Linked DNA regions of Homo sapiens: region 1 is linked to region 2. A link is an interaction called in ENCODE POLR2A ChIA-PET data of the cell type or tissue named here. Cell type or tissue: MCF 10A. All regions are shown on one strand. Each heading gives the region's core, and the rest is flanking DNA. Links, peaks and the distances in the headings are about the cores only. Region 1 has its middle 66 kb from the start of BCL6. Region 2 has its middle 62 kb from the start of LINC01991.

Evidence for each region. Peaks named below come from ENCODE experiments on the same cell type or tissue, not always from the same donor. Only the 100,000 strongest peaks of a DNase experiment are listed, where the experiment ranks them.
Region 1: POLR2A ChIA-PET joins it to region 2 with 10 read pairs; 3 of 35 experiments call an interaction of 5 or more read pairs at or near these places.

The regions. Positions count from the first base shown.
Region 1 is chr3:187,805,206-187,817,165 of GRCh38, forward strand. No RefSeq gene overlaps it. Among named protein-coding and RNA genes, the nearest start is that of BCL6, 66 kb to the left of the region's middle. In MCF 10A, for the core only: no CTCF peak of the experiment used is centred there; DNase peaks (open chromatin) are centred at 3,976 and 6,856.
Region 2 is chr3:187,908,782-187,920,741 of GRCh38, forward strand. No RefSeq gene overlaps it. Among named protein-coding and RNA genes, the nearest start is that of LINC01991, 62 kb to the right of the region's middle. RefSeq lists an enhancer at 10,477-10,656. In MCF 10A, for the core only: no CTCF peak of the experiment used is centred there; a DNase peak (open chromatin) is centred at 5,060.

The DNA of each region.
Region 1 (11,960 bases), core at 1,941-9,940, 100 kb before region 2:
GGACCCAATTGCCCTCTTCAAAGTACCTCTATGCCTCTATGTTCATTTCAACTCACAGGCATTGAGTTCTTACTACATGCAGTATAAGGCATTCTGCTGTTGTCTCCTTAGCAAGCCCTCATAGCCTCCCCTCTCCCATTCTGACTTATTTACTCAGACACTATTCTGTAGGCAGAATATTGGCCCTACAAAAATGTCCATGTCCTGTCCGTGTCCTAATGCCCTGAACTTGTGAATATGTTATATTACATGGCAAGGGAGCATTAAGGTTGCAGATGAAATTAAGCTTGCTGCAGCTGACCATAAAACAGGAAAATTATCTAGGGTTATTCATGTGGCCCCAGTGTAATCACAAAGACCCATAAGTAGGAAAGAGGGAAGCAGAAGTAGAAGAGTCAGAACTAGAGTGGTGGTATCTTGAGAAAGACTCGAACTGCCATTGCTGGCTTGGGGGATGGAGGAAGGGGCCAGGAGCCAAGGAGTACAGGCAGCCTTTACAATCTGGAAAAGGCAGGAAAACAGATTGTTCCCTACGGATTTGTTGATTTTAGTCCAGTGAAATCCATTGTAGATTTCCGACCTCCAGAACTGCAAGAGAATAAATTTGTATTGTTGCAGCCAGCAGCAACACATTCACTGTAGACCTCCTATGTGCCAGGCCTGATACCTGGTGCTGAGAGGGCATTCTCACAGCAAGGGATTTGTACCTTGTATCAGTCATCAGGGTCCCACTAGGGAAACTAAAGCTACTCTAAGTGTCTGAGCAGAACGAGTTTAATGTAGGTCACTGGCGACACAGGTGGTGGAAGAAGTTAAGAAGCTAACCCAGACATTAGCAATAGCAGAAGTTATTACGCTGGTGCTGCTAGACTAGGCCAGAGAGATAAAGAAAGGAGGTCATGTTACTGGAATCCAGAAGCCAGGGTCACCTGGTAGAAACTGGACCACGGTGGGCCTGTCCAGTAGAAGCTGGAGCTATGGGTGGGGATAGAACGAGCCAGAGGTGCTGGCAGAGGCAGAAAGGGAGAGAAATAAACCCAGCTTCTTCCTGCCTCCTGCCCCTCTGTCTCCTGACAATGTCTCCCACTGGCTGTGCCCAGGGGAAGCCAGCTGATGTGGGTACTTGGGATACACAAGGGTCATCCCTCTGTGGTTGAGGGAAGAGCAATGAATGGACTAATGAATCCGAGGATAGATTCATTCATTCCTTTGTAGTTAGGTGTGACTGAGTTCCAGCTAACGGAACATGAGTGGAAATATATGTGCCACTTCCAGGCCTGGCTGTGAAAACCTCCCATGCACACTCCAGCATGGTTCCCCCTCCTGCCAGACTGGTATCTATTCCTTCTCTGTGTTGGTCTCCATGAATCTTGAAATATAACTTATTGTTTAAAATCCAAGTTTTTACCATGATTTCTAAGGCCCTTCATCATGTGGCCCTTCCCTAGCTTCCCACTCTCATTCTGTGTGTCCTGCCCTCATTCACACACCACACTGGCCTTTGCTTTGCTCTCAATATCCCAGGCACGTCCCATCTCAGGGCCCTGCACTTGTAGCTTCTGCTGGACTCCTCTCCTCTTGTCTTTCTCTTAACTGATAACTGTTCACCATTTGGATGTCAGCTCGACTGTTATTTAGTTAGGCGACCACTTACTCCATCTAAGAAAGGCCCCCTTCAGCTTAAATGACAGTCACATTTCCTTATTTTATTTTCCTCATGATACCTGAGATGATTTTGGTTATGTGTTTATTTATGTAGCATAACCTTCCCAAACCTGTAAGCCCCTTGAGGATAGGAGCATGATCTTAATATTTGCTATATCCTTGTATCAGTCAGTTAGATGTTCACCAAAATCTTTCTTTTTCTTGAAAATAGAGCAGGGCTCATTTCAGATTCCTTTGTAGTTAGGTGTGACTGAGTTCCAGCTAATGGAACATGTGTAGAAATATATGTGCCACTTCCAGGCCTGGCTGTGAAAACCTCCCATGCACACTCCAGCATGGTCCCCCCTCCTACCAGATGATGACAAGGCCTCAGGGAGTAGTAGAGGGACGAGATGAAAGAAACCTGGCCTCTTGAATGACTAAGTGAAGGAGAGTTGCCCCAGCAACCTACATTCTCCTCCAAGACTGTTATGTGAGCAAGAAATAAGTTCTGTGTTGACTCATTACATGAGGCTACCCTAACTAAAACAATGCCCAATGCCAAGAGCAGTACCTGGTCCATAATTAGCCCTCAATGAACAGTGATTGAATGACTGACTATTACACACTTAATAATGATGTGTTCAGTGATGAAATGTCTTTTCCCAACACTCGTTCTTCATTTACTAAGCTCCCTGAGGACAAGGATGTTTTATCAATCTCTATACACTCTGTGCTTTCCACTGTACCTAAACCTCAGTAGTCATTCAATGGATGTGTGTTGCATTGAGTTTCCAGGCAATGTAAGGGAGACAATGACTGGCAAAGCATGGTCAAGATGCACGAGCATGAGGAGGTGTTAGACATGCCTGTGACCACCAATGTTGGTGCAGTTCTTGCAAGCTTACCAAGGGCTCTTCACCTGCTTCTTATTTGTAACAACAATTCTGAAATGTAATAACTTTTATAATTCCCATTTTAGACATAATAAATATGAGTTCACAAAGGGATCTTTGCTCAAGATTTTACTTTTTAAAGTGATAAAGCTAGAATTCATTCATTGTTTTGTTTTTTTTGAGAGGGATTATCACTCTGTCACCCAGGCTGGAGTGTGGTGGTGTGATCTCAGCTCACGTCAACCTCCCCCTCCTGGGTTCCAGCCATTCTCCTGCCTCAGCCTCCTGAGTAGCTGGGATTACAGGTGCCCACCACCATGCCCAGCTAATTTTTGTATTTTTAGTAGAGATGGGATTTCACCATGTTGTCCAGGCTGGTCTCAAACTCCTAACTTCAAGTGATCCACCCACCTCGGCCTCCCAAAGTGCTGGGATTACAGGTGTGAGCCACTGCGCCCGGCCCAATTCATTGTTTAAGAATACTTATTGAGTGCCTAAGATGGGCTAGTGCCCTGGCTGAATCTTCTGCACCTACTAGGGGCTTAGGAAATATGAGAACTCAAAGTTCTGAAGAAATTGGAATTACCTCCCAGAAGACAAATGGGAGGCTCCAGGCTCCAGCCGAGGACTGAGAAAATTGCCTGTGTCATGCAGCCGACGTGTTGAGCTGGGATGCCACTGCTGCTGCTGTGTGCCTTATGCAAGTTTCTGGGTGGTCTGCCAGACTCTCCTGGAATCAACAACAGCGCAGGGACCCCCTTTGCAGCTCTTCTACTTGCCCGGGCTAATGGCCCTGGCATTCTAAGTCTGCCCTTTTCCATACATTCTTTCCTCCTTTCTGTGCCAGGATTTCAGTAGATGATTTAGAGTGAGTTCCGGGCCATTTAGCTCAGAGATTTGGGTGAAAGTTTCCTCCCACCCATCCCAGGCCTCAGATAGCCCATCAGGGTATGACCAGGTCCTGTGAAGGAAGGGGAAGAAAAGCTTGTGGAGATTTTCAGGCACAGGGTAGGAGACGTTTCCTCAGCTGCTGCATTTGCCTACTGTAATCTGGCTGTACAAGGCTTGTCAATAATAGATTGGTTGAAAATGTAGGACAAAAAACTCAGGAAGACGTAACTTGCCTACACAGAGACTGCAAAGGCCCCTGGAGGGTTGCTGGCAGGCTGGATGATTTGTCGCTGCAAAGAGGGAAGGCGCTGTTGCCTGAAGGGGCAGGTGGCCGAAAGAAAAGAGGAAGATTAGATGACCAGTTCTTCACAGGGGTTCAGCCTTTACCAGCCTGGAGACACTCCTCTCTGTGCTTGAGCGCCTCTCTCTGTAAATAAATCCAGGCTGCTCTTACAGTGCAGGATGTCCCACATACCGTACATCTGAGGTGGGGTGAAATACAAATATGCCTTTTCATAATAGCTTTACACCTGGTGCAGCAGAGGACTGGTTTATTACCTTGGTAAACAAAAGTTAGAATTCAAGCAAAGTACAAACTTTGCCGAAGGCACTTCTGACAGTGCACCTTGTGTTTGTGAAGTGAACTCGATATATATACGATGTGAAGCAATGGAAGGCTGGGCTTTTTCTTTCTTTCTTTCTTTCTTTCTTTTTTTTTTTCACTTGTCTGATTTGCAAGGTTTAAAAGTTCACGTGTGTGTGTGTGTGTGTGTGAGAGAGAGAGAGAGAGAGAGAGAGAAAGGTTGGGGGAATTTACTTTGGCTCTGGCTTTTTCCAGCATTTTGAAATCATGCTGTTTAGCGTGGAAAAAAATATGTGAGCCAATTTATATTGTTTTCCAGAGAGAATGTACTTCTTGCTGCTCTCAGAGTGACAATGAGAATTTTTGGGTTGGAGACAGGGTAAACCAGTTTGGGGAACACACAAAGGAACCAGGATTTGCATTAAATCTAACTTAAATTAAACAATAAAAAATAAATATTTATTCAGTGCATTTTTTTTTGCACCAAGCACAGAACCAAAAACTTTCATCACCATTATTTCATTTAGTCTTCTCAACCGCATGAAGCAGGGATTCTTGATCAAAATATCCATTTCACAGGTGAGGAAACTGAGGCTATGGTTGCTCAAGTATTCAAGCTTGTGTGTTCTAATTCTAAATTCAGGTTTTTATGCATGTCCCCTAAGCTGTGCACGGGATCACAGACTATATGGTGTCCTGTCACTTTGCTTCTTTTTCCTGAACCCCCGCATTTTTCAGCCTTGTTCTCTGCCTCAATGAATAGTGATTGTGCCACTTCCAGGCCTGGCTGTGAAAACCTCCCATGCACACTCCAGCATGGTCCCTCCTCCTACCAGGTGATGACAAGGCCCCAGGGAATAGCAGTACTTGGGGAAATGACTGATCTTCTCCGTTCTTTGGTGTATTTCTGCCCAGATGATCTCCATACTGCTTACTTATCACCTAGTCATTTGAGCTGCCCTACGACCAGCCAGCACCTTCATGCATTCCAATACCAAGGATCTGAAACATGTGGATTAGATTTCCCCTCAAAACACACATAAGCCGAAAAGCTAAGGCAGAAAGTGCAAAGCAAGAACACATCTTATGTTTGGTTAGCTCCACAAATGCCTCTGCATTCTCCCATCCCCAGCTTGAATAAATCAGATAAGCTTCAGCAAAAGCATCTGAACTTTTTGGATTCTTTTCCCAAACAAGCCTTTGAACCTGAAGAACTTTGCCTATCTCTGCGTGTTCACTCCTCAAATGTTCAGCTGGGGCTTGCCCACTGCACAGCTCAAGCTGGTGAAATTTAACTCTTTCATCCACAGATTACTTTCCAACCCGTCTGAAGTGACAGTAAACTCATTAGGCTCATTTTCAAGAAGACTCTCTATGAATGTGTCAGCTTATGCCTGTCTCCACAGACGAAGGATTCCTTCAGGGAACATATTAAACTGAGACTAGTGAGAGGTGATGCCATTAAAGCGTTGTCAGTTCAGCAGTTTTATGGTACCAGAGCTGTGGCTGCTTGTCCTTAGCAGGATTTCAAGAGAAAGCCTCGTCTCCCTCCTCCAGATCCCCTGCTACCTCCACCCCCTACCATGGATGCATCTTTAATTGCAGTTCCTTGAGGAATGCCTTTGGCTTTATTTATTACAAGCTGTTAGAAAATTATTGGAACACAAATACTTATTACAGTGAACAGATTTCAGTTGCAAATGGATTCAACCCAATTCCTGTGCCCAAGCCCCTGAGGGAACAGGAATGGAGATCTCTGGGCTGTGAAACGAAACTTGGTCAAGGATGCTTCCTTCAGAGACTCTGCTCTGAAAACCCAGGAGAGCCAAAAAGTGGAAGGCTAGCATTTAAATGAACTGTAAAGAGCATCTAACCAACCCCTTTGTCTTACAGAGGAGGAAATGGAGGTTCAGTGGAAATAGCAAGGCCAAGGCTAAAATAGCCAGCCAACAATAGGCCTCTGCAACTCCCCGGCCAGGCATTATAGCTCTCTTCCATGCTGTCTTTTATACCCAGAGAAAGTGAGATTAAATAAAGCCAAAAAAAAATTGGCCCTAAATCCTGGCCTGGATCCACGTATCCGGGCTTTTCATTACAGCTTGTCAATACATGGCCATAGATTGAGTCCATAGAAAGATGCTCACCCCACGACAGAAGAGAGACAGGAAACCTGGAATGCTTCTGAAACATTGACTGGAAATCTTACTCAATGTTAAGAGATCTTAGTGTATCTTTACATGGTAACATTTCTAGACCAGATAGGCAACGCTTAAAGAGAAATCTATACTCCTTTCCTACTTTCAATTTCATTCTCATTAGCTGCTTTGATTTTCTTGCTGGTGACTCTCAGCTGCTATGGATCCTTATTATTGGGAAGTACAGTTAGTCCATGATGGGGTTCTAAATTGAAGTAACTGATAAAGTATGAGAATATTAGGGCTAGAAGAAAACTTAATGATACTCTGGCCATATCTTCAGTTTCCAGTTGAGTACAGTGGGTCTGAGAGAGGTTGAGTGACTTCAGGCAGGGTCACTGGGTACACTATGGACTGCAAAACATTGAATTGCCCCACCACGTGAAAGGAGGTTCCTTCCATCTGACAATGACAAACCACTTCCCTTTGTAATACTTAGGTGTCTTTTATGAATTATTAATGGATTGTGCCCAGTTCTACAGAGCCGAATGTGTATTGCAGCCTAGTCCTAACAAATCCACTGACATCTGCATGAGGTATGGATCATGAGATATCCTCGCCATCTTTTGTTTCATGGAAAGACCAGTAAACAGAAGTCAGGGGAATTTTCCAAGATTACATGGTGAGTCAGCAAAGGCTCTGGGGCAACAAGCTGTTACTGGATGAGGAATCGGAAGATACAAATTCCAGTCTTCACACTGTCTCTAATCATGTGGGAGATCTTGGGCAAGCCACTTCTGTCTCTGAGTCTCAGTTTCTTCACCCATAGAAGGGCTTTTCAGGATGGCCTCTAAGAACCTTTCAGCTTGCTGTGGCCTATGGATCTAGAATACAAGGTTCAGAGCTATTTAATGTCTAAAATATGATTGTGCAAAGCCAGAGATTGCCACAATGATACACCCTCAGAATTCTGGGTTTTGCCTCCAAAATTGGAAGTGTCTTAGCAATTTGTGTGCAAATAATAATAGTAGTAACAATACTTTTTTTTTTCTTAAATTATTTTCAAGCTCTTGGTGATTGCAGTACTTGTCTGCTTGCAAGGACAATCATATAACACAACAAACTAATAACAGACAATGAGAGAACTCAGAAATATGATATCTTTATTATTTTTACTTTTTGAAAAATAATAAGAAAAATAAATGGTATTTATGGAAAACTTACCATATGCCATGCAGTTTATATGTACCATCTGTTTTAAGATCTATGAACAGTGTTATCACGCCCTTTGTATAGATGAAGAAACTGAGATTCAATGATGAAATAATTCATCCGCTACGTACACAACTATTAAGCAATAAAGCCCAGAGTTGAAACCAGCTTTCTTGACTCCAAAGCTGATGTTTCCCACAATTACAGGTTGCATACATAAAATAATACTGCCTTGTTTGTTAGCAAAAGTGTTTTTCCATAAGAAAAGAAAATTAAATGTTCCATAAGAACATTTTATTGGACGTGACAAAGAACACCACCACGGCTTCCCTGGGATGCAACATTTGAACATCTTTGAAAACAGACCAAAAAGTTTGAGGCATTAGTCTGACTTTCCCCCAGTAATTTAGGAGGGATAGATACCTATGTCTAGAATTATTCCATTCAGAAATATTTATTAGTATGTCCATAAGATCTAGGGCCAGGTGGCCATTTCTTGTTTGGAATTTGCATAATTTCACATATGCACTAGACCTTTGTCTTGACCCACTCCCTATTTATTCAATCCTGTAATCCTCCTAGAGATATAGGGCAATATTAGAGCAGACTTGAAGAAACTGTTTCTGATTCAGAGTCTCCCCTAAGAGGGGAAGTGTGTATAAGGTCCCCTCAAAGTCATCCATACAAACAATTTCTAAGCCTATAGACCAATCCAGGACCAGATCCCGTATGTTCATTCATCCAACATTTCTTGACAGCCTTGGATGATTCCAGCACAGTGAAAGACTAATGCTTCCAAGACAAATAAGATTTAGCCTTGAGCTGACCTTGGACACCTAATCTAGGCCAGGCCTAGACTCCAGGAACAACCATGGGCAGCTCCATTTTACCAGCTTCCAAGGTCTAGAAATAAAAGTGAAGTGATATGACAGAAAGTCCTGCATTTTCTGTTTGGGCTTTCACCAGAATGAAAATTACTGTACCCCTTTTGTCATGCTATAATTGCCAAGAACCAGATAATGTTAAAGTTGGAAGTGACACTAGAGATTTAGTTGTCACTTCTGTTCCAATCTCTCCTTTAGAGATGAGGTTACTGAGGTTCAGAGAGTGAAAAAATCATCTAAAGTCACCAACAGAGCATGGGGCAAGGCTGGAATTAAAACCCAGGTCTCCTGGCTCCAGGCTCAATGCTCCTTTCACTGCTATTGTTTAATTGCCTTGGTAATGGGAAAGACATTAGCCGAGAAGAAAAAGAAGCCAGTCTTTGTTAATGAAAAAATGTGATTCAATGGATAGGTGGATCTGTGCTTCCTCTAGCTACCATGGCTCATGGTTATGTTGGGCTAATTCCATCGCCTAGTAGCAAAATGCCTATGCTGCAGCCACTATGAATGTCCTGAATGCAGCAGACTTTTTCATAGCTCTGCACACTACCTTCCCTGAATCCGGAATATCCTCTCATTTGTCCTCATAGCAAACAATTACTCTTTTAGAACCCATTCCATTGCTTCCTTTGTGGAGATGTGGTTAATTTATGCTGGGTCAACTTAGATAAGATGGAGCTACATTTCTCAGACCCCCTTCCCTGCATAGTTCCATATTAGCTTTGGCCACAAGAGATTTTGCATGATATTTGAAATATAGAAGTGAAGCTACTGTTTTAATATTTAGAAGGTTGGTGCAGGACACCACATATTGTGAGAGACAGGAATAGGCTGTAGTGTGCCTGGCAAGGTCCAGACCATCATTGCTCTCTCCTCCTCCACTGCTATTTCTCTTTCTCCACTGCCTACCCTTAAAGTCCAGCACAAACTCAGAAGCAACAGCCTCACATATACTGATTAGCCATTTCCTACAGTTGTACTCAGTAAGGTCCGACAATAAATTTCTGGTCCTATATCATACAAAGTGGTTCTGCTTGTCTGATAGAACACTAACTGGATCAGGAGTCTTCTGTGAATCCCTCAGAATTAATCATTTCCCAGCCACACAACTCTATTAAAGCGTATATCACACCATGCTGTACTTTCATGATTGACAAGTGTTTCTCTCACTGATGGGGATAGCTGACATGTATTGCAGGCTTACTTTGTGTCAGGCACTATTCTCAGCACTATTTAATCCTCACAACAACCTAATGAGGTCAGAGTTGTTATTTTTCTTCCCATTTTATAGATAAGGCAACTCAACTGAGGACCAGACAAGTTAAAAGACTTGCCCATGCTTTCACGACTAGGAAGGAGAGAATCCAGGATTCAGAAACAGACAGCCTGGCCCCAGAGCTAACGCCCTCACCCTCCCTAGGTGAGCTCTTGAAGGAGCATGTCTCATCTGTGAAGGAAAGATCTATCTACTAAGCTTGAAGAGAAAATGACTTTTCTACAAAGTTGAAGAGGGTTGATGGAAATGGAAGCTTTGGTCTAGGGTCCTATCGTACCCTGAATGACATGCTTTCCAGACTGGAAGTTGAGGTTGTAAATGCTCCGTAGTCGATGCCTTGTTAGTGGACAAGAGACCCGCTTACATTTTAGTTATACATCACCTGAAAGCCATCAGTATGCTCTCTGGGAGCTGTAGATACTAACACTGCCTCACACCACTGGATGAGCCTGCTTTTCTCCCTAGCCCAAGCTGATGCCCCACCCTGGGTGGAGCTCTCTCCTGTGGGTCTCCCTGAGTGGAGGGCTGAGATTGTCTGGAGGGAAGAGTTCCCACACAGGTGCCAGGTATGCAATTAGTGTTTAACACCTCATTTTTATGTGAATGATGAAACATGACTTCAAAACAACAGTTCATGTATCGTAATGTGGGCTGGGACTCATAATTTTTAATGTGGCTATCAACTTCTAAATATCAGACTAGAATAAAAAATCAAGTTTGGATTTCAAATCAGAGTATCATGTTGTTCAACATGATATTGGGCTTTCCTTATTCCTCTCTACATACAGGAAAATTTAAAGCCTTCATCTTATGTGTAATACATCAAAAATAAACACACATACACACACAAATAAAAAAGAATAAGCAAAAAACAAAAGATAAAATAAAAAACAAAAGATAAAATATACAACAAAAAGTACATAGAAAAAAATGGTTAGAAATAAAAATCAATGCTACAACGCAACATCAAATGCCTGTCTTGCTCTTCTAGGACACAGAAGGGAGGCTGGTCTGGAAGGTTGAGAGGCTTCGTGCCACTTGAAGTGTTCTACACAAGAGGAGAAAACCAGCCAGGCGCGGTGGCTCACGCCTGTAATCTCAGCACTTTGGGAGGCCGAGGTGGGTGGATCGCGAGGTCAGGAGTTCAAGACAAGCCTGGTCAACATGGTGAAACCTCGTCTCTACTAAAGATACAAAAAATTACCTGGGTGTGGTGGCATGCACCTGTAATCCCCGCTACTCAGGAGGCTGGGGCAGGAGAATTGCTTGAACCTGGGAGAGGTGGAGGTTACAGTGAGCTGAGATCACACCACTGCATTCCAGCCTGGGCGATCGGGCAAGAATCTGTCTCAAAAAAAAAAAAAAAAAAAAAAAGGAGAAAACCCATAAAACATTCACTGCATCATCAATATCTGCTATCAATATTATGTAGATGTTCCATATAAGCCAATGATGAGAAAAGCTTGTAAAAATCGAATTCATGGCTTTTATTCATGACCAGACTTGGATTGGACCTCTGAATTTATCAAGTTCAAGCTTTCGTTTCAAGATGAGGAAACTGAGGGCCTGTGAAGATAGACCCTCCAATTCCAGACTGATACTAGCAGACTAGAGAGGAGGCCCAGAGGAAAGGCTTTCCATCCAGGAAGCAACAGGATCAGGCTGAGGAATTTTTCTGTATCTTATGGGGGCATGGGAAGTGTTAGTGAGGAGAAGAAATGTTTGGCAGGTAGAGTCAAAAGGATTTGGATATGGGGGATGAAATTTCTGTCTTCAACTTAACAAAAAAATAGTCTACCTCAGAACTTTTGGCTGCTACCCATTTTTAATGCTCATTAACTGGAAAATACTATATATTTATTATAGAAAATTTGGAAATTAAAAAAAGAATTAAATTACTCATAATTCTACCACCTAGAAAAAACCTTTGTCAATATTTTGATTTTCACTTTTCTAAAAAGTGTAATTACATGGCATGTTCTATTTGGTAGTCTAATGCTTGTATTTTTTTTGTTGTTTGTTTGTTTGTTTGTTTTGAGACGAAGTCTCACTCTGTCACCCAGGCTGGAGTGCAATGGAGCTATCTCAGTTCACTGCAACCTCTGCCTCACAGGTTCAAGCAATTCTCCTGCCTCAGCTTCCTGGGTAGCTGGGGACTACAGGCACCCGCCACCATGCCCAGCTAATTTTTTTGTATTTTAGTAGAGACAGGGTTTCACTGTGTTGGCCAGGCTGGTCTTGAACTTCTGACCTCAAGTGATCCACCTGCCTCAGCCTCCCAAAGTGGTGAGATTACAGGCGTCATCCACTGCGCCCGGCTGTTTGTATGTTTTAATGAAACTCTTTTTCATAATATTAAATACTCTTCCACTATGAAATGTTCTTAGTGGCTGCCTAGTTATTTCACCCTATGACTATAGTGAGTCAATGTGTTTCTTA
Region 2 (11,960 bases), core at 1,425-9,424:
TCACTATTAAACTGAATCTCCAGTAGAATTCTTTCTCCTCCCGGGTTCAAGCGATTCTCCTGCCTCAGCCTCCTGAGTAGCTGGGACTACAGGCATACGCCACCAAGCCCAGCTAATTTTTGTATTTTTAGTGGAGACGGGGTTTCACTATGTTGGCTAGGATGGTCTTGATTTCCTGACCTGGTGATCTGCCCACCTGGGCCTCCCAAAGTGCTGGGATTACAGGCTTGAGCCATCACACCAGGCCTCAAGTAGAATTCTATACTCTACTCCTCCATGAAAACATTTCAAATTTCTCTATTAAAATATCTTTGTGTGTGTGTGTATGTGTGTGTGTATGTGTGTGTATGTGTGTGTGTATGTGTGTGTGTGTGTGTCTCCCAGTTCGTCTACTAGGCCAGTACAGATTAGAATCATCTGGGGATCTTTTAAAACTTAGAAAGCCCAGCGTACACCTCAAACCAATTAAATCAGAATCTCTGGGAATAGGATACAGCAGTCACGATTTTCTTAAGCTCCTTAGGCAGTTCAATGTGCAGAAAAGTTCTGGAAGCACTAGTTTATATTACTGTTACAACTTTTGGCATAACTCAACCCTGTATTATATTCAGTAATTTACCTCTGTTTATAAATTGTAAGCTACTTAAGCAGAATTTTTTTTTGAGACAGGGTCCCCCATCCTGGAGTATAGTGGCACAATCATAGTTCACTGCAGCCTCTGACTCCTGGGATCAACTGATTCTCCCATCGCAGCCTCCCAAGTAACTAACATTACAAGTGGACACCACCATACTCAGCTATTTTTTTTTTTTTTTTTTGGTAGAGACAGGGTCTCACTAAGCTGCCTAGGCTGCTCTAGAACTCCTGGCCTCAAGTGATCCTCCTGCCTTGGCCTCCAAAAGTGTTGAGAATACAGGCATGAACCACTGCACTTGGCCCAGAAACCTTATTTTCTTCAAATTTGTGTTCCCCACAACACTAGGAAAATAGAGTAGCACAGTGAATATTATTAAATGATCATGTTCGTTCTACAAATTAAGTGAAATAGGCAAATTAATAAGATTTCAAATGACAGAATGAGATATGCCAGATGTTTGGGTGTGGGAGCCCTGAGGTGGAAATTGTGATTGCTTAGGGTAAAAATAGAGCATGCTAATAAGATCCTTAAATTTCTCCAATCACAAGAAAAGTAAACTGAGAATGATGAGTCTTTGTTTTTAATTCTGCTAAGGAAATAGGTCTAGGCTGCCACAGAAGTTGAATGAGTTACACTTTAGGAATAAACTCTTGATGACCCCAGAATGGAAAACAATGACCAAAGAAAGCCACAAAATCATCTTCTCAGCAGAAGTTTGAGAAAGGATGAGACCACAGTTTGTTTTCAGTTCTTAACTTAAAGGTGGGATAAAACTTCCACTAGGAACTATAAATAATTGTTTTTTTTTGTTTTTTTTTGTTTTTTGTTTTTGTTTTTTTGTTTTTGCTGGTAATGTGGTGAGTTTCTGATTCTTTCTGGAGATTACAAAACAATCCATTTATTAAGTCCAGGATATAAATTCAGACGTTCAGATTGGTCATAAGACAGTTCGAGAAAGCAAAAGGCAGATTGTCCAATCTGGCTGCTCCAGGTGCCAGGAGTTATTAATTATGCCTGTTCTAATAGCAAGAGCTGGGAAGCAGCAAACTCAAAACATGTGGGGAAAACAAAAAATTAGATGGTGGTTTGCCTTAATGAGAGGAAGTAAGAGGCAGCAGCCACAGCACCAGGCTCAGTACACTGAGTACAAATCCTGCCAGCAACATATTTTAGCCACAACTGGGCATGATCACCATAGTCGCTACAGGGATCATGGAGTCCTAGCGGGCTCTCCAACATCTGTGCAGTAATCAGTGAGGTCACTTTCTTCTTTGTGCTTTTCTAGGGTGGGTGAGGGAGGATTCAAGAAGTCAAGAGGGACTAATCAGAATTTGGTGTTCGGTAGATCATAGATTATGAGAGCTGGATGGTACATTACAGACTAAATAGTCCAACCCTGCCCATTCCCACATATGAATAAACTAAGTTCTAGAGTAGCTAAGTGACATAACCCATGTCACCCAACAATGGCAGGGCAAAACCAAAGTTTTCTCTATTCTTTTTCTCTCCGGTTAATAGCAGACTCCTTTTCTTCCTACTTAAGAAACTGGCTTTCCTTAGACTTTTGCAAGCTCTTTAAATAGCGAGGAGCCTCACCTTGGCAGAGGCCTAGGTATTTCACTTTCCATCTTTAAACATGGCCCTGGATTAGCTCTGCTTGATGAGTAGCCATCTCCTATCCTGCTTAGAACTCTTCTCCTGGTTTAAGCCTCAGAAATTCAGGCTCTGGGATGCTATGACATTTCTGCCAAATGGTATATGATAGCTTCCACTTGGTAGGACAGTCATCATTTTACCAATGAGCCATAGATAGGCTTGGTTCATCAAAGGAGACCATCAGACTTACCTGTGGGTGTCGTTCCCTGACTTACTCATCAGCCTGCTATCTAGGAGGTCTCTAGAGCCAAAGTCTTGGGGGGTTGTGCTTCCCTCTGACCCACTGGACTCTGAGCATATGGAGGCCAAGATCAAGGTCTTACTCATCTTCATTTCCTGCTTGTTGCTTGGATGATGTCTACTAAATTTTAATAGATGAATGGGCCAAACACTTATAGGAAGAAATTTACAGACTGGAACTCACTCAGTGAGCAGCAACCAGGACTGTGAGAAGATGAACATTTGAGTAGGATAAGGGATGCCTTAAAAAGAAGAGATATTCAACTTGGAGAAGAAAATGTTCACTGGGGAAATGATCATCATCTTCAAATAACAAAAGGGTGTCTTTGGGAAGATGAGAAGTAGGAGAAGGCAACTCTGGAAAGGAGGACTTCAGAGGAACATAAGAATCTGCTTTGGGAACAACCCATATTTACTGAGGATCCTCTCTTGACAGAGATATGGAAAGGAGGGGACAATCAGTGGGGAAACAGCGTGGCCCAAGACTTCTAACTTTAAGGAGCCTCTGCTACCTTAGAATAGAGAAGAACTGGTAGCACTTTAATTGGAGGCAACATTGAAGGTAAGGAGAAACTATTTGCAGTAAATTGAAATGGAGGCAGGAGTAGAAAAGAAAGAGGTTTGAGGATAGAACAAGCATGCTTCATCCTCCTAGGATTCCTCTTTTTATAATAACAATACTGATTATTAAGTGCTTCTATTTACCAAGCTCTGTATCATAATTTTAGCCTCACTGATGATAACCCTGATACAGCAACAATCAGAAAGCCCCACTTCATACAAGTTGAACTTGAAAAAAATAAAGGAAATTGATTTTAAAAAAACATGTTGGCAAGCTTTCTGTGACACTGGCATGCTCGTGTGTGGAACACAAACTGAACGCAAATGGAAACAATCCCTTTGGAGAGCTGTTTGGCAATACCTTTCAAGGTCATAAAACTCAGCTAATAATCTCAGTCCCAGGGATTTACTCTAAGTAAAACGCCTCTTAAAAAAAAAAAAAAAAAAAGAAAAAAAAAACCCTATATGGTCAAGGTGCTTTAAAATAGCAAAACCTGGAAATAATCCAAATTTCCAACAATTTAGGAATGGTTAAATAATTTATGATATATTAACTCCATGAAAAATTATGTAGCCATTAAAATGATAAATGAGAAGACTCTGTGGCAAAATGAAAGACATATAACAAATAATGGGCAAGCATGAGAGTGGAATGCAAAATTGTACACATGCTCTGATTATCACTGTAAAAACACTTATGGCTAGAAATTGAGAGGGACAATAGGGGTATATAAAAAAATTATTGTTTTGTGAGATTTTGTGCATAATCATTGTACACTTTATAAAATGAAAACACAGAAGAACTCTTGCCGTCGCTGGGGAAATTTGAGAATCACAGCATGTAAGTTAGAAAGCATTGTATGGGTCCTTGGCGAGCGCTCTCTTTGTACGGTTAAGGAAACCAAAGCCCTGAGGAAAGTAGCTTGTCTGTCCCACAGCTAGTTAGCAGCAGGGTTGAGGCTAGAACACAGAAGCACAGAGTAGAGGATCCTTGGAAGATTACATTGAACAGCCGGATAATGTGGGAAACACACAGGGTGAAGAGGGCAAGAGAGAAAACAGGATTGCCTGTCATAAAAATTCTCAGATGTGAGCAGCAAATTCAGTCAGTGAAGAACACACCCCATTCTCCGTCTATTGAAAACAGCTACTGTCCACTCACTGAGTGGGCTGTGGGTCTGAAAAGAGAGGATCTGGTTTTCTGCCTTTGAGGGTCATCTTCCCTCACCTTCTCTCTTTCCCCATTACCACCTCCTGAGGTCAAGTTCTTGGCAATTATTCTCCAAACTCTCTGTGGGGCCAGTGATGCCCCAGTTGCTGCGCTAGGACTGGAGACGCAATGTTGACTAAGACACACATAGCCCTTGCTCTAATGGTGCTTTCACTTTAGGATTGAGACAGACAATTAGCTTGCTAACAAATAAATAAAATGATTTAATAAGGCAATGTGTACTACCTTAACAAACAAAACAGGGATTTGTGATGGGGACAGACAGTATGGGGCATGGAGGCTTATAAGCAAGTGGGTAACATGGTCTGACATATGTTTGAAAGCTTACTCTGGCTGACTTTATTTCTAGGATAATTGCAACAGTCTCTGTCTCTTCTTACTATGGCCAAGGAGGTCTTAACAAAATGTAAATTTGACGTGACACTGCTCCATCTGAAAACTTTTTAAGATTCCTTGTCAGCCCCAAGCTAAAGCTCAGACATTCAGCACAGCTATGGAAATTTTCATGCTAGGCTTCTATACCACCTTCACCCCCGCCACAGTGCAGGTCTTGCACTCTGCACCACAGCCCTCTTCAGGAGTCCCAGCCAGCTGCACACTCCCCTCAGGCTGAGCCTTTGAGATGCTGTTCAGAATCTGACCCTTTCCTCCTTCCTTGTTTATAGAACTCTTTCTCTCCCTTTAAGGTTTTGTTTGAATGTTACCTCTCCCCTCACTCTTCCAGGCACAGCAGATTAGTCACCGCTTTCTCTGTGCTCATAACATGCTTTGTTTACACTTGTATCAGGATATACCACATTGAATCATAATTATGTGTTTGTGTATGCATGTAGGTATAATAAACTCTTAGAGAGCAGAAGCCATATCTTATTTATGTTTTTATGTCTAGAACTAAGTGCAAGCTGGGCACCTAGCTTTAGTGAATATTTAATGAATGAGTTGGTAATAGATCATTGGATAAAAGGATGGATAGGTGGATGAATGAATTACTAAGCAAATAAATACAATCTATCCTCATTTTAAAAGCAAGGCAAATATGATCTGTTTCCTTATCTGTGAAAAGAATCACATAAGGTGATTTTTAAGGTTACTTCCAGCTCCAGGGTCTGATAGTCAATAAATCACAACTGGTTATTGCCGTTGGAATCAGAAAGCTTTCTTGGCTTGGCTGCTTGAGATATCTCAAAACGCTCCCAGGTTCATATTAAGGACTGAAAAGTCTGTGGATCCTTAACTTGCAAGCCTGCTGCACTGGGATAAATAAAACCTGGGCCTGGGCTGGGTGTTCTCCTGTCCCAATTGGCAACACTCACCATACCCAACATATCTGGTGAGGGAAGAAGGCTCGAGCAAAACAGGTTTTGAGCCAGCTCAGCAACAGCACAGCTATACATTCCTGTAAATTTCCAGGCCCATGTGAAGGCCGGGACAGGCGTGAATATTCCGCTATGTCACTCAGCTCCCGTGGTTATTTTTGTTCACCCCATCATCTTGTGGATGTGGCTTCAGGACAGACCTGTATAGATTTAGGTCAGAGGTCAGGAGAGAAATAATTCCTAATTCAGCTTTCAGTGGAGGAGAAAAGAGTGAGGACACACCATTCCCTCTTATGAGAATAAAGGTGAGACTGACCTGAGATTCCATTCATGCAAGAAGGCCTGTCTTACACCACTACAGGCCTAGTCCTCTGTTAGGAGAATATGGAGAGAGATAAAGTGGTTCCTGTCTTCAAGGAGTTTATACTCTAGTAAGAGAGATTGCTAATGTGCCTAAGGTAAGTTATTTGGGGCACAGAGAGGACAGTCCATGTGGATGAAGGTTGGAAGGTTGAAGGAAGAGGGAAGGAATACTTTATAAAGGAGGAAGTGTCTTCAACAGAGAGAAATGGAGATTGACTATGACAGTCAGAAAAAAATGCTTGAACGAGGGTAAGGAGAAGTCAAAGTACAGAGCAGTGGGGGAAGGTAAGCAGAGACTTGGGCACAGCAGAGGATGGGTAAGAGAAGGAAGGGAGGTATTTCACAATGTTGAAAGATGAAGGACAGGAGGGGTCAGCCGGGTCTTAGAGACCAGCCTCATCATTATTAAAATAAAATATTATCTAGTGCCAGTTATTGCCAAACAGGAAACCCTGTTCCTTCCTCTGAGTGCCAATCTCCAGGGTTTAGAATGCACCTGGAAAGCAATGGGGGTCTCTGGAGGCTCTTGAGAGCAGGGTGGGGTAGAAAGTGTTGAGACTTGTTCCCTGCCTGCTTCCCTTTCTTACCTGGATGCCAAGTGGTGGAATTGGCTTGGCAGGGACTTGAGCCTCATGGAGGGTTGGACACGTGACCTCTCTGATACTCTCCTAAGAGTGTCTGTGATCAACTCTGTGCTTATAGTCAACACAAGGCATTTGCAGAAAATAGAAAAACGTGAGTATGCATGTGCATGGACATACACACCCAGATGTCTCTGAAAATAAGTCTCCTGGAGTTAATAAAGATGTGATATAGAAGGCCAGATATCAAAAAGCACCCTTCTGGCAGCAGTTATAGGAGTTGGTCCCTCACAGAGATTTCATGCGATAGTCCCCTCTGCACTCTGGAAGGTAATGGAAATCCCAGCCCTCTCTTTTCTCATGTACAAACGGCAGATTTCCAGGCCCATGATCAAAGGCAGAAGGAGAGCTCAGAGAATGGCAAGAGGAAAAGAGAACAATCAGAATCTGAAACTAAGGCAGAGAAAACATTTATTAACCAACAAAGAAGCTCATTTTCGAGAAACTGAGTCCTTTCAAAAATGCAATCAGCATTAAAATCACTAATTTCCTTCTTCCTCTTCCTTCAGAGGGAGGAGTTTACAGTAAATTAATTTGGAAGTTAAGTGAGTACAAGTTTATCTTTAAAAGTATGTAAGAGACAGAACTAGGGATGAATCAAGCTTCAAAACATAAGCAAAGTAAAGGACGAAGCTAGGAATTTAAACCTGTCTTGGTGACTTTTTAAAAAGTTACTCTTGCAGATGTGGGGAGTTGTGTGACTCTTTGCTATTTTTAAAAAGTTTTCATTTTGACTGAATCATGGGGACTTCATTAATCCTTTACCCTGTGAAGTGTTTTGGAGTCATAGCCAGGGCTTTTGTACAGAAGGGGACTTTGATGACCTTCAAACCGTATTGATAGGGTAAGTTCCTAGAGTCCCCGAGCAAACAGGCCATTTCTCCTCCAGCTCTCTGTTTCCTGCTGTGCAGAAACTCTGCATAAAGGTAAGAGTTGGTCTGCTAAAAAGATCCCTGGTCTTAGCCCCAGAATATTTGGGTTCTAGTATCAACTCTAACCCCTCACAGACATGAGGCTATAGTGACATTCCCTCTCTGGGCCTTAATTATCTTTTACAGAAAATGATGAAATTAGGCATATTTTCTTCGTGGTTCCTGTCAGAACTAATGCTCTATGAATTGAATTTGTTCAGACACCAAATTGGCTAGTTAAGAATTCGATTCTTTTCTTCTTTCCCCTGATGTTCTTGAGGAAAAAAATAATAACAAAATAATGACTTACTCTATACCAGGCACTATGATAATATGTTTATGCTTATTATTTCACTTGCCAACAAACTGGTATGAAGGAAGAAATGATTCAACTCAACTGCAGCAGCAGTTCCAGCGATCTGGTTGGGAGTTAATACTGATGCAGCCCAATTGTCCCCACCTCCTGCATTTCTACCTCAAATCCTTGAAAATGACAAGTCGCGATCTTAACAATGGTATTAGGTGCTAATAGATCCTGAAGTACCTTATGGATCATAAAAAAAAAAGCTTAAATCATACCCACTATCATTTTAGTGATTAGCAAAGTGTGTTGTAATTTACTTATTTTGAAACCAAGAATCAGTAAATGATATGGAGGGTAACCCAATGAACCAGAATTTTCCATTGCTCAGAATGCCCCATTTCCTAGCCATTTTGGATAAACAGGAATTTACTATGGCATTAGAATAATAATAGCCTACAAGGACTAGATTCTGGTAGCTGTAGCCTTGCCAACAGTCCAGCAATGTGTCCACTGCAGAGATCACTGTCCACTCCAGCCGGGTATCACCAGGGCCCAATCAGACTCCTTTTCAGAAATCATGGGCGGTGTTTCCATGGAGCTCTGCCCGAAAAGAGGTGATCTAAATCTTGCATGAGAGATGTACATCAACAGGGAGCTTTGCCTAGAACACTGTGACCTAAAAAATCATATTAAGGAACTCAGAATGCAGAGTCAGTTTCACAGACACCAAGTGACCTTGTGCAAGGCACCTCACGTATTGCCTCGCCTTCTTGACACCCCCTAATGAATGGTGACAGCGACACGCCCCAGCCGGCTGGGGCAGGCATTCTGATTTTCACTGCTCTGTTTCTTTTTCTTTCTCTCTCTCTCTCTGTTTTTTTGTTTTCGTTTTTTTTTTTTTTTTTTTTTTTTTTTTTTTTTTTTTTTAAGGCAGCCTGCTCCTTATATTAATCATCTTGCTGTTTGTTTAGTTCTGGGAAGGCAAGCACTGATTCACAAAGGAAAATCTCGCCTAGTGGTCAGATTGAATAGTATCTTTGCTACATTTCGGTTTGAAGATACCACCCAATTTATTTTTGATATTTCTTATATAAGGTTGCACATGATACATTTCTTGTGGAGTTTAGGGCTAGAAAGGGCTGGGTCCCCCTTGATCCATAGCTATTCTTCCTTTACTAGAGGAAGAGGGCTGTGAAATGCAATGCATGTTCCTTTCTTGTCTAAGCTGCTGGGAAGCTCAAAATCACATCATATGCTTGATTAAAATTATTCTTATTCTGTGTTTTTTTCTTCGAGCTGTCCTTTCATGACAAGGTCTTAATCTTTCATCTGTGTTTTAATGATCCTGTAATTTCTGTGACTAACAGTATATGTTACTTCAAATCCTTTTTTAAAGTAAGTGGCATGCAAATAAATCAATAATGCGGACAACTATGTTTTATAAAAACTTTGCAGATAAGAAAATCGGAAAGATTAAACCTTATTCTATGATGAAGTCTGAAATTTCATTTCTAACACAAATTAATCATTAATATTTAAAAGCTTATACATAGTAATAGCTATGAACCTTTGCATATCCCTTACCATTTATAAGGCAAACGCTTTCACATATGTGATCTCATTTTGTAATTAGCATTCACACTTTACAGATGAGGAAAGTGAGGCTTAGTGAGATTAAGTTAGTAAACTCAGATCTTCTGACCCTAGGCCAAGTCTCGAGTTGTTCTCCCCACCCCGCCCCCAACATCACTTTGCCTCTCATTGTCTTCTCATTTAAATCAGCATTCTTCTCACTACCTCTAGACAAACGCTTTGTTTTTTTAATGTGTCCATCAGAATTAAGCAAAAAAGCCATTTCAAGTGTTTATTTCTCTTACTGGGAGGGTATGCAAAAAGTTTGGAAACCACTGATTTAAGGTCTAAAGGGTCAAGCTTGAAGCTTGGAGTGGTCACTTCTAGAAGATCTGAACTCCCTGTCATCCTGGGGTTCCCTGTGTCAGTTTAATGGGGCAGGGGGAGACATCCAGTCTCTAACATACTTTTCTTTTCTAAATAAATGTAATGCCTAAGTGACACACAGATACCTGTAATACCTGTTGACACCAAATCAACAGATTGCTGGGAGAGTCAAGGAGAAGAAAGTTTCGTTACTCCCTAGGGCTTGTTGGTGAGAAAACACATGTGAGTCTTTAAATTGAAAGTGTCAGAGACGTGTTGTTCCACCAAGGGAGGAGTGGGGGGCAGTTGGCCAGCTTACTTTAACACGACTCTGAAGATAAGTGCTTGGTAAGCACTGTATTTGTATTTTTGCTTTTTGCCACTTCAGGCAACCTACCTACTGCCAATTACAAGTTGAAAAGCTTTGGAGATAGTTTGTATAGAAGGTCCTCTGCCTACAGAAACTTCTGGGAGGCTGAGTACCCTAAAAGAGATGTGCATCCGATGAGGTTGTGTCTGATTCTCCTCCAGGTTTGGACAGACCCAATTCTAGTTTCCCATTAGGGCCCAGATCCTGCCCACAGTCTGGGGGCTAGAGAGGCTAATCTCAAAGGGCTAGAAATGAGTCAGTTTCCACGCTCAACATCAGGCGTGTGGCTTCCTGAAGCACAGACGAGGAAGCGTTGAATTTCAAAGAGCAAATTTTTTTTTTCTTTGCATACCATATCCGGAACTGAAACCACCAATTCATTTCACTTAAGATTTTGCACTATACTCAGATCATCAATAACATCCCAGAGATAAGATACCAAGATTTTCTCAATGCAGACATTCTGTCTTCCTCTCTTTCTGTCTTTTGGTGATGACTGTTATTGAATTCTTCTTCTTTTTCTTCTTCTTTTTGAGTCCTAACAACACAAAATTCGGAAGCCTTTGTTTTTTTCATAGGTGTCTGTGAGTACTAGAAGTCAAATGTCCAAAAATCTGCTGAGACTTTCACCTTGCTCATAACTTTCTGCTTTCCCTTGCTAGTCAGGTGTGTGTAAGATCACAGATCCAGCATTCCACTCAAGGGGGTAACTAGATTTGCTGAGGGCTCGCTGAGGTAACCAGTCACCTCACTAAACAGTGAAAGTGGTTGAAAGATGGAGTCTGTGGCAGATTCATGCAAACTACCCTCACAATGAGAAAAGCAATGGAAAATACTCACATCCTCCTGATGCTGCTGTAACATCAATATGTTAGGAGGAAGGAAGATTCCTACATATCACAGTGCAATTTATAAACCACTTTCACATTCGTTCTGTCTTGATTCTTACCGGAACTTTTGAGATCAGCCACACAAGCATTATTCTTCCCATTTTAGAGATGGGGGCACACAACACTAACAAAAGTAGAAAGATGGACCTAAGCAGTGACAGTGACAGAGCCAGAGGCCTCCGATTAGACCCCAGCTTTATTGATTCTAAGTCCAGTATTCTTGTAACTGCTGTCTAACCTTATGTATAATATAATATTACATCATAATCCATGACCTAATGTTACACAGTCATTTGTTGACATTTTAAAATTTCAAGTTCTTGCAGGTCAGAGTTAATGGTTGTTGGTCATTACTTTGGTATAACCCTTGCAGGCCTCTGCTTAGTTTATTCAAAAAGTGGGGGAATGGCATTAAATTCTGTGTTGCTTTCAGTTCTAACATTTTGTGAGTCTATGTGTCATCCTTGGAATTGCCCAAAAGTGTTACCACAGTGTTCACCACGGAGCATCAGTTCCCAGGATGACAGTAGTTTTAGGTAAAAATTGACACCACCATCAAATAAGTTTTTAAAAAGAAGGATTGGCCAGGTGCGGTGGGTCATGCCTGTAATCCCAGCACTTTGGGAGGCAGAGGCAGGTGGATCACGAGGTCAAGAAATCGAGAGCATCCTGGCCAACATGGTGAAACCCCCGTCTCTACTAAAAATACAAAAAAATTAGCTGGGTGTGGTGGGGCACACCTATAGTCCCAGCTACTCGGGAGGCTGAGGCATGAGAATTGCTTGAACCTGGGAAGCGGAGGTTGCAGTTAGCCAAGATCATGCCACTGCACTCCAGCCTGGTGACAGAGCGAGACTCCGTCTCAAAAAAAAAAAAAAAAAAAAAAGCAGGATTATTCCAAA